Linked DNA regions of Mus musculus: region 2 is linked to region 1. A link is a loop called in an ENCODE intact Hi-C map of the cell type or tissue named here. Cell type or tissue: heart. All regions are shown on one strand.

The links. A loop is a pair of places that touch in the nucleus more often than their neighbours do. Peaks named below come from ENCODE experiments on the same cell type or tissue, not always from the same donor. Only the 100,000 strongest peaks of a DNase experiment are listed, where the experiment ranks them.
Region 2: a loop joins it to region 1, with 1.8 times the contacts of the local background. A loop is called at or near these places in 6 of 42 quality-filtered maps.

Annotation. Positions count from the first base shown.
Region 1 is chr12:70,647,930-70,651,929 of GRCm38, forward strand. Gm24474 (a long non-coding RNA gene) reads left to right here and starts at 1,820. Exons shown (of 2, transcript XR_381651.4): 1 at 1,820-2,308; 2 at 2,576-2,778. In heart, no CTCF peak of the experiment used is centred here; DNase peaks (open chromatin) are centred at 342, 1,072 and 1,942; H3K27ac peaks cover 1,295 bases.
Region 2 is chr12:70,555,566-70,559,565 of GRCm38, forward strand. No RefSeq gene overlaps it. Among named protein-coding and RNA genes, the nearest start is that of Gm32219, 22 kb to the left of the region's middle. In heart, a CTCF peak has its summit at 2,217 (motif pointing left); a DNase peak (open chromatin) is centred at 326; H3K27ac peaks cover 1,048 bases.

The DNA of each region.
Region 1 (4,000 bases):
AAGGCATCCAAACGAGGCCAACCGAAAAGGTACCGGGAAAGACACGAGGGCCCGACTTACACCTCTGAGATTCCACTGCTCACCTTCACCAACCTGGTAATGATCTATAATCTCTGTTGGGGCCATGTTGGCTGTGTCAGCTTTGGGGACAGATAGACTTGGCCTGAAATCATGCTTGTATATGGTTCTTTCTTCTGTCCCAGCCTATCCCCATTCTAATTCACACTCCATTTTATGTAATAGGCTCCCAGAAAAGGCTGGCTGCCACAGTTTCTACAACCCATGTGGCCACCGTGGTCGTGGCTCCTCTCCTGCTGAAATTGTCTTTAAACCTGGCAGACTGTTTTTCCAGGATTGAGGATTCTGGCTCATCTGGGACAGTCTGGGCAGAAAGCAAAGGACCCTGTTCTTCCTGCTTCACAGCCTCTGCTGAGGACAGCCGGGCAGGTTGAAACAGCACCTTTTATTTGAAGTCACCGGAGTCTCATGAAAAAGTGTTCTTGTTGTTTCTGGACTGATGCCTAGGTGTGAGCACAGTCTGTGGGCTCCAGCTCAGAGAACGCTCCTCCTCCCTAGAGAAATGCTCCCTTTGCCTGCCCATTCTTTCTCTTCGTCCTGGGCATACATCTAGGCCAGGAACATCTTTGATCCTACCTTATCACTAAAGGCTGATAGTCATGGTCTGATTTAATGTCTCCTTGATTTTTTTTTAAACCAAGAAGCCTTAAAGTGTTATGCAATTTCCCCTTGTCTGAGGCTGCTGCTGTAGGGCTCTTACAGTGATGACTTAAACCAAGGATCACTTAGAATCCCTCTTGTCAATCCCAGTTAACACCAGATGCAGCACCTACCATGTGCTGGGCACCCTATTAGACATATCACATGATCTTGTTTAATGTTCATCAAGACCCTCTGAACACTCAACTTTAAAGATGAGAAAGCCTGCCTTAGAGAATCTAATTCACTCTAAGCTTTACAGGAACAACAGCCCAGTGGGGCTGAGTCCCTATCTCTATAGTCACTATACCAGTGTGTCCCATGGAGGGAAGAACTAGGATGCTGAGCAACTACTGCTCCCCAAAAAGCACATGGCAGAGAGCCATCAGCAAGCAGCCTGCAGTCAGGGCTACATTTTCACAATGTGGAAGCTTTCCAGTTCAGGGAAATGCTGGGTCTGGTTTGTTATCAGTGTGATAAGACGAAGGGAGACTTGAGAATCTGTACCCTTAAAAGCCTTAAGGGACAAAACAGATAGATAAAGGAGTTAAAGACGGCCAAAATTTCTGGAAATTTACATACTAGAGAGATGGAAAAGATGTGATGATGCTAATAGAACTCTACTGTGACGATGTAGGGCCAGGCAGAATGTGCACGCAGAATGCTAGGCATATATTAGAAACCGGCTGTGCTGGGTGGCGGCAAAAGTTTAACTGGAATAAAGTGGGCTGGCCCTTGCCCTAAGAGATTTGGATTTTGGAGGAAGGGAGAAGGAAAATCTAAATAGGAGACATTCTGAGCTATGGATATGAATGAGTTTGGGGGCCTGGGAAGGTGGAGTTGAAAAGGGCTGACTGCAATGTAGGGATGTAGCTTACATGGGGGACAGTGGAGAGTGGGTGAGCATTGTTAGTTTAGGAGTTAAGAGTGAAGACACCAGGAAATCACAAGTACATGGGAGAGATCACCACAAAATTGTTACATTATATCTTTTGTACCTGGTGTGGCTCATTCTGTTTGTATCAAATGGCCATGGCTTGAGTTTATATTTACTCTACATTAACAATAAACCACAGAACTAGGCTCTATTATCTCTTTGGCAACAGAGCCATGTTCTGTCTGCCCAGATTCTCCCCTGAGCTGAAGGAGAAGCCATGTTTGGAAAGTGAGATTGCTCACTGCTCAAAGTCAAGGGCACTAGATGATCTCCAGGAACTGAGTCACCAGCTATGGTCGCCTCCACTTCCAAGATAAGGTTGTTCCTGTCAGCAGAGTGGCAACGCTTGCTTGGACCAGCCAGAACCTGCTCTTCAGCTTGGAAAGTGATAAGACACACTGGCATGTTTTTGTTCTCTTTTCCTAAATTCCAAGCTGACTACATTTGCACTGTTTTTCCAGTCAGAGGGCTATGCAGTTTTCTTGGTTATAAACTGATTTGCATAAGCAGCAGTTCACCTGAGCAGGCATGTGGGTCATCCTGTCTCTTAACCAGGCATGAGCTACATTGTTCCTGTCTCTTAACCAGGCATGAGATACATTGTTCCTGTCTCTTAACCAGGCATGAGATACATTGTTCCTGTCTCTTAACCAGGTATGAGATACATTGTTTCTGTTTCTTGACCAGGTATGAGATACATTGTTCCTGTCTCTTAACCAGGCATGAGATACATTGTTACTATTTCTTAACCAGGCATGAGATACATTGTTCCTGTTTCTTGACCAGGTATGAGATACATTGTTTCTGTCTCTTGACCAGGCATGAGATACATTGTTCCTGTCTCTTGACCAGGCATGAGATACATTATTTCTGTCTCTTGACCAGGTATGAGATACATTGTTTTTCTTGGTTCTATTGCAGGATTAATTTGTTCTGGCTGTGGAACTGGGGAAACACGTTATCAGGAGCAGCTCTGCTGGAGATGAATTTCATCCATTCTAAACTGATATTTCTAGTTTCTGAGTGCGCTCATGCCCAGGATGCTGGAGAGGTGCAGCCTCTGTGGGAATCCTGTCATTTTCTGTACTTTTCAATAGCTAACATGATTCATCATGGTGCTATTACACGTTCTGAATTATCCCTCTTCTTTAAAGCTATGTGTGAATAAGGAAATCTGTTTCCCTTTGTGTTGAATTTAAAATAGAGATGTGTTATGGATTATCTGTAGCGTCCTAGCTTCCAGTATTCAATGTCTTATTGACAGACTTATTAAGTCAAGGCAGGTGACAACTGAAACACAAGATTTTTTTTTGCTGAGATGCCCAAGAAACACAAAAACAAGAATAACTGACTTAATTTAAGATGGACAAAAGACATATGCTGACGCCTACAGACACTGTCTACGGTGTAGCTGTTAACAGGATGAACCGAGAGGCATGGCCTTGCAAGTCCATTCCACATACCCTTACCCTCCCAAACCAGAGAAGCCCAATGGTGCTGAAAGATAGTGGGAACCTGGACCCATTGTTTATACTCTACAAGATCATTCTATATATGACCTTGATTCTGACCTGGACAGGACAATAAATAGTCCAGAGAAGAATAGATTGTCTTCCAAAATAAATGGAACAAAACTCAGTTTCTTTTCCCTACCCCTGTCCCTCTGTCTCCCTTTCCATCTCTAGTCAGAGACCATGGCTCCTCAACCACAGCCAAGACAGGAAGATGAGTATCACCTGCTAGAATGGCTTGCTGTGTAATGAAAAGAGCTGTGATGGGGGACTGGTGCGTCCCCCTATACACCTCTCTAAAATACAACAGCAGAGTGCCTCTCATCCCCCACCCCTTTACAGCCCAGAAACCATTGCTAGAAACTCCAGTATCGTGATCAGATATTTGAGCTGGGAAGGTGTGTTGTAGAGCCCGAAAGGAGGATGCGCACCAGCTTCCTCTCTGGTCTGCTTTCTGGGTGTTCAGAAGAAAGTAAGGAGGTATGACTGCTTCCCCAGCACTCTCTGAACATAGAGTTCTCTTTTCCAATAGGTATAGGTGGGGAATGCTCAAATGGCCCCTGAGAGATGGGCAGTTCCAGATACGGAAAAAGAAGGCTTTGACCAAAGCAGCATGGTATCTCTGTAAGTAAATTTCTTCAGGAAAGGATTCATCTCAGGATAGATAGTTTTGTATCTCTAAGATGATTTACAGGCAGGAGAGAGAACGAGGCCCTCAGGGGAAGGGTGGGATAAAGGAAGAAAGGTAGCCACCCGACCCAAACCATGAGAGCAGAAAGAAAAGGGTTTGGAGGCAGCTGCTAAAGCAGACTTCACTCCACAGCCTGGAGTATGA
Region 2 (4,000 bases), 92 kb before region 1:
AAGTGGAATTCATTCTCTTGTTCATTCCTAGTTTATCAGCTGCATCAAGTTTCTGATCAGTTTGAAATGGTCTTTAAAAATAGTTATAATTAATGTGTTTGGGTTAAAAGCAAAGCTGGTTTTGGTGTTAGAGTTAATGAAATTTCCATTAGCTTATAAAAAAAATGTTAGCAATGGGTTGCTGAGCCAGATTTAGAATCACAAAGTTAGTTTAATGGGGAGAGATAGACACAGGGTGGAGGTACTTGGCAGAGCGGTCTTGGCTGCCTCTGTTTATCATTGCTTCCTTGGGTGTTGCTGGGAGATTAGAAAGGCTGGAAATAAAACTGCAAGTGCCTGCAGCGTGAGATGAGTCAGGAGAGGGAATCAAGGCACTGGGCTTGTTGTGAACAGGACTGGCAAGCTGGACATGAACTTGAGGAGCCTTGGGGGTTTTAGGAACTATTGTGCAATGCCCGAATTACAGTTATGAGAAAGAATTCAAACACAAATGAAAACAGAGACCACTTCTGAATGGGGAGTTTCTCAAATGATCTTGTCTATAATTTGCTTTGTGTAAAGAGCCAATGCCTGCCAATGTCTGTGCGCTATGCCTATCACTAGGGCCACGTTTCTCTCGGAACACGGCCTAAGGAACTAGCATTCCACCGTGTTATTTACATCAAGGTCTACTTAGTTTCCAGATGAATACTTTTCAAGTCGGCTACAGGCTTCATAGGGAACTATGTGCACTTTATTGACACGGACCAAAGATAGATGTAAGCAATTGTTCCATCAGGTCTAAAAGCACTTTTTTTTTTCTTTTTTTAATGCAGCAAATGAAAATGCAGCTTAAGAAGCACATCTGAGAAGTCCACGGAGCTAAGGTTTCCCATTTATATCTGTAAAGCAGAAGACAACACCAGTAACAAACACTCACGTAACAGACTCACACTCACGGGGCAGACACATAATAGATATGAAATCCACAGTATAAACACAAAACATGCACAAACCAATGAGTTTTGTTCAAGTTAATCTGTGACTCACACTCCCTAAAACATCTTCCAACCCCTTCATGTTCCGGTCACTCCGATTCTAAATACCTTAGTATTCCTGGAGCATACTCTGTGAATAACTGGCCATTGAAATTTTTTCCCTAAGACGTTAACTGTTACATGGAGTAAATACGAGGTACTTGAGTGCCAAAGGGTGCGAGATGCACACCACCATTAAAATAACCCACCTGTCAGAACCAATGTCTGCTAACTATCTAAGGAACATTGAGAGCTGTGACTGCTGACCAAAGTCTTTCCCTTAGGAGTCTGGCTTGTCATTTTCATGTAGTGTCAGAGAGCCAGCTTCAGCTGTCCTATCACTGTCCTGCCATGCGATGTTCACACAGGCAGACCCTGGTGGGCAGGGGAAAGGACCAGCTTCCCGAAAAGCCTGTGGGCAGCTGGAGTGGAAGCCCTACCTCCCCCCCCCCTGCTGCATGTAGCATCCTTGGACTTGACATAATGATTTGGCACACTGCCCTCTCTGCATTCCTGCTGCCAGGCCCCAGAGCAAGTCCTTATCAGCATGCATTGCTCTGTTTATTCTGCATAGAATGCAAAGGAATATATTTCAGCCTCTCAACGATGTACGGCCAGGTATTTGCCGAGCGCTTACTGTGAAGATGAGAGACGTTTTTATCTTCATAGGGAAGCTCTGATCTGGACTGTGAGAAGGCCAGACCACACAGTTCTACATGAACTCATCTTAGGGCTTAACTGACCATAGCTCTAGCACCAAAACCATTCATTGCTTACAAGGAGAGCCAAAGGCTATACCCTCAAATGGGTTACTATTTTACATTCTGAATCAAACTGTGTCTTCCCTTCCACAGAGTGGCTTTTACTCTGTAAAAGAAATTGAATATCTCAGCAACTCCCAGATAAGCCCGTATCAGCAAATTACTTATTTGTTAAGATACAGAGCAAGAACATGTTAATTAATGCACCCACCGCAGAAAGAGTATGGGCCTGTCTCAAGTAAACAAACAAACAAACAAACAAACAAACTCAAAAACTAAACTCAGAGAGCTGGAGAGATGGGTCAGTGGCAAAGACGGCTTGTCGTGCAATCATGAGAACAGGAGCTCAGATCCCAGCCCCCACGTAAGAAGCCAAGCATACTACAAACTCCTGTTATTTCAGCTCCAGGGGATCCAATGCCCTCTTCTGGCCTTGGAGAAAACCCTCATATGCACATGTGCATTCTCACGTTCTCTTTTCAGCCTAGGGCTCAGTGGGAAGCGTGATCAAAGTCCCCATGGTGGGAGGAGGACAAACCCCTGTGGGCTGTCCCCTGAGTTTCACATTTTCAACCTCTACCCTCCCCCACACAAAATAAATAAATAAAATGTAAAAGATGAAGAAAATCAGAAACAACATATTTGAGTGTTGATACCCCACCTGAGTACGAGATTACAGGCTTAAGACAGAAGAAATATTTTCCCACGTTTGCTGTATTAAGCTGTATTTATTCTATTACACCCCTAGTCTATGCAAACTTAGTGGACTTTGATCAGACTTCCTCCGAACCCTAAGCTAAAAAAAAAAAAAACCTCATCAACTCTAGCCTGCAGTCACCCTCATAAATTAAATATTACAAGTTAGGTGACTCCAGGTGTTGATGGTAATAATTATTGTAATTATTAGACACTTGTTTACAGAATACTTATTAATGTTGCAGGCACTGCTTTTGCTGGCAATAAGCCCTATAAAGCTCACACCGACCTTGACTGAGACAATGCTATGCCTATTTCTGTTTTATAGATGAGAAAACTCATAACTACTGGCAGTATAAACAGCAAATAACCCCATAGGTTGCTCAGATTTAACAGTTGCAAGGCATTTTGTGCTCTTCTGCTGGACTTGGGAATTTACAGAGGGCATCTTTAATCCACACACATCCAGAGCATTGAGATCCCTTAGGGCAGTGGTTCTCAACCTTCCTAATGCTGCAACCCTTTAAGACAGTTCTTCATGTTGTAGTAATCTCCCAGTGGTAAAATAACATTGTTGCTATCTCATAACTGTAATGTTGCTACTGTTATGAATCATAATGTAAATATCAGATATGCAGAATATCTAATATGTGACCCCTGTGAAGGTGGAGTCACAGGTTATGAACCACTACCTTAAACCCGCTTTCCAGCTCATTGTCCTCTAGAACAGTCTTCCCACTGGATAGCAGGGCTATTCACTCTTGATCTTTTCTGGTTTATTCTGCTTCCTGAGGTTCCTGAAGCACCTGTTTTAGTGTCTCATTTGTCACAATCTCCCTTTTTCCTCGCCCTCCAGCCTGTGGTTCATTTTGCTGGGGCACTGTGCTTCCTCCTTAGTCCCAGCAACTGCCCTGGTGGACTTGATCAGCTTGGGCAACAGCGCTAGCCCAGAAATGGTCCTTACCTTCTGAGCTTCCTCTCATTTTAAATGGTCTTGAGAGTGAAGGCCTTCCGTACCAAGGGCTTCTCCGGCCGCACAAAGAGGTGCACCCACTCCCCTCCCTGCATCTATGCATGAGATTATTTTGATTTGCTTTAAATGTCTTGTTTATTCGATGATGCTCATCTTGCTCAAGCATAGCTTTTATTTGAGTGTCACTTCAGTGAATATATTCATTGTAGAGTTGCAGGTTCTGTTTTTCCTTGCTTGTTGCCTTTTGTTTTGTTTCCCTCTTCTGTGAAAGGACAGTTTTCTCTAGCTATAAACACTGACAAGATCTTCCTGAAGTTCCAGATCTCTGGAGCATCCCTTTAATTGCTCCTAGCACAATCCCTTCCTTTATGTCCTTACATTCCTGACATGCTTGGAGCCCATGACAACCACAAGGCAACTTTAGACTCTTCCCCCAACCCCAAAGGATGGTAGTCACAGCCCAGTTTGTTGATTACTATTAGACCTGTGAGGACTGAGTTCTGCTGACTGTGAGTAGATGAGGCCTCTAGTCAGGAGACAGGAGTGGACTGATG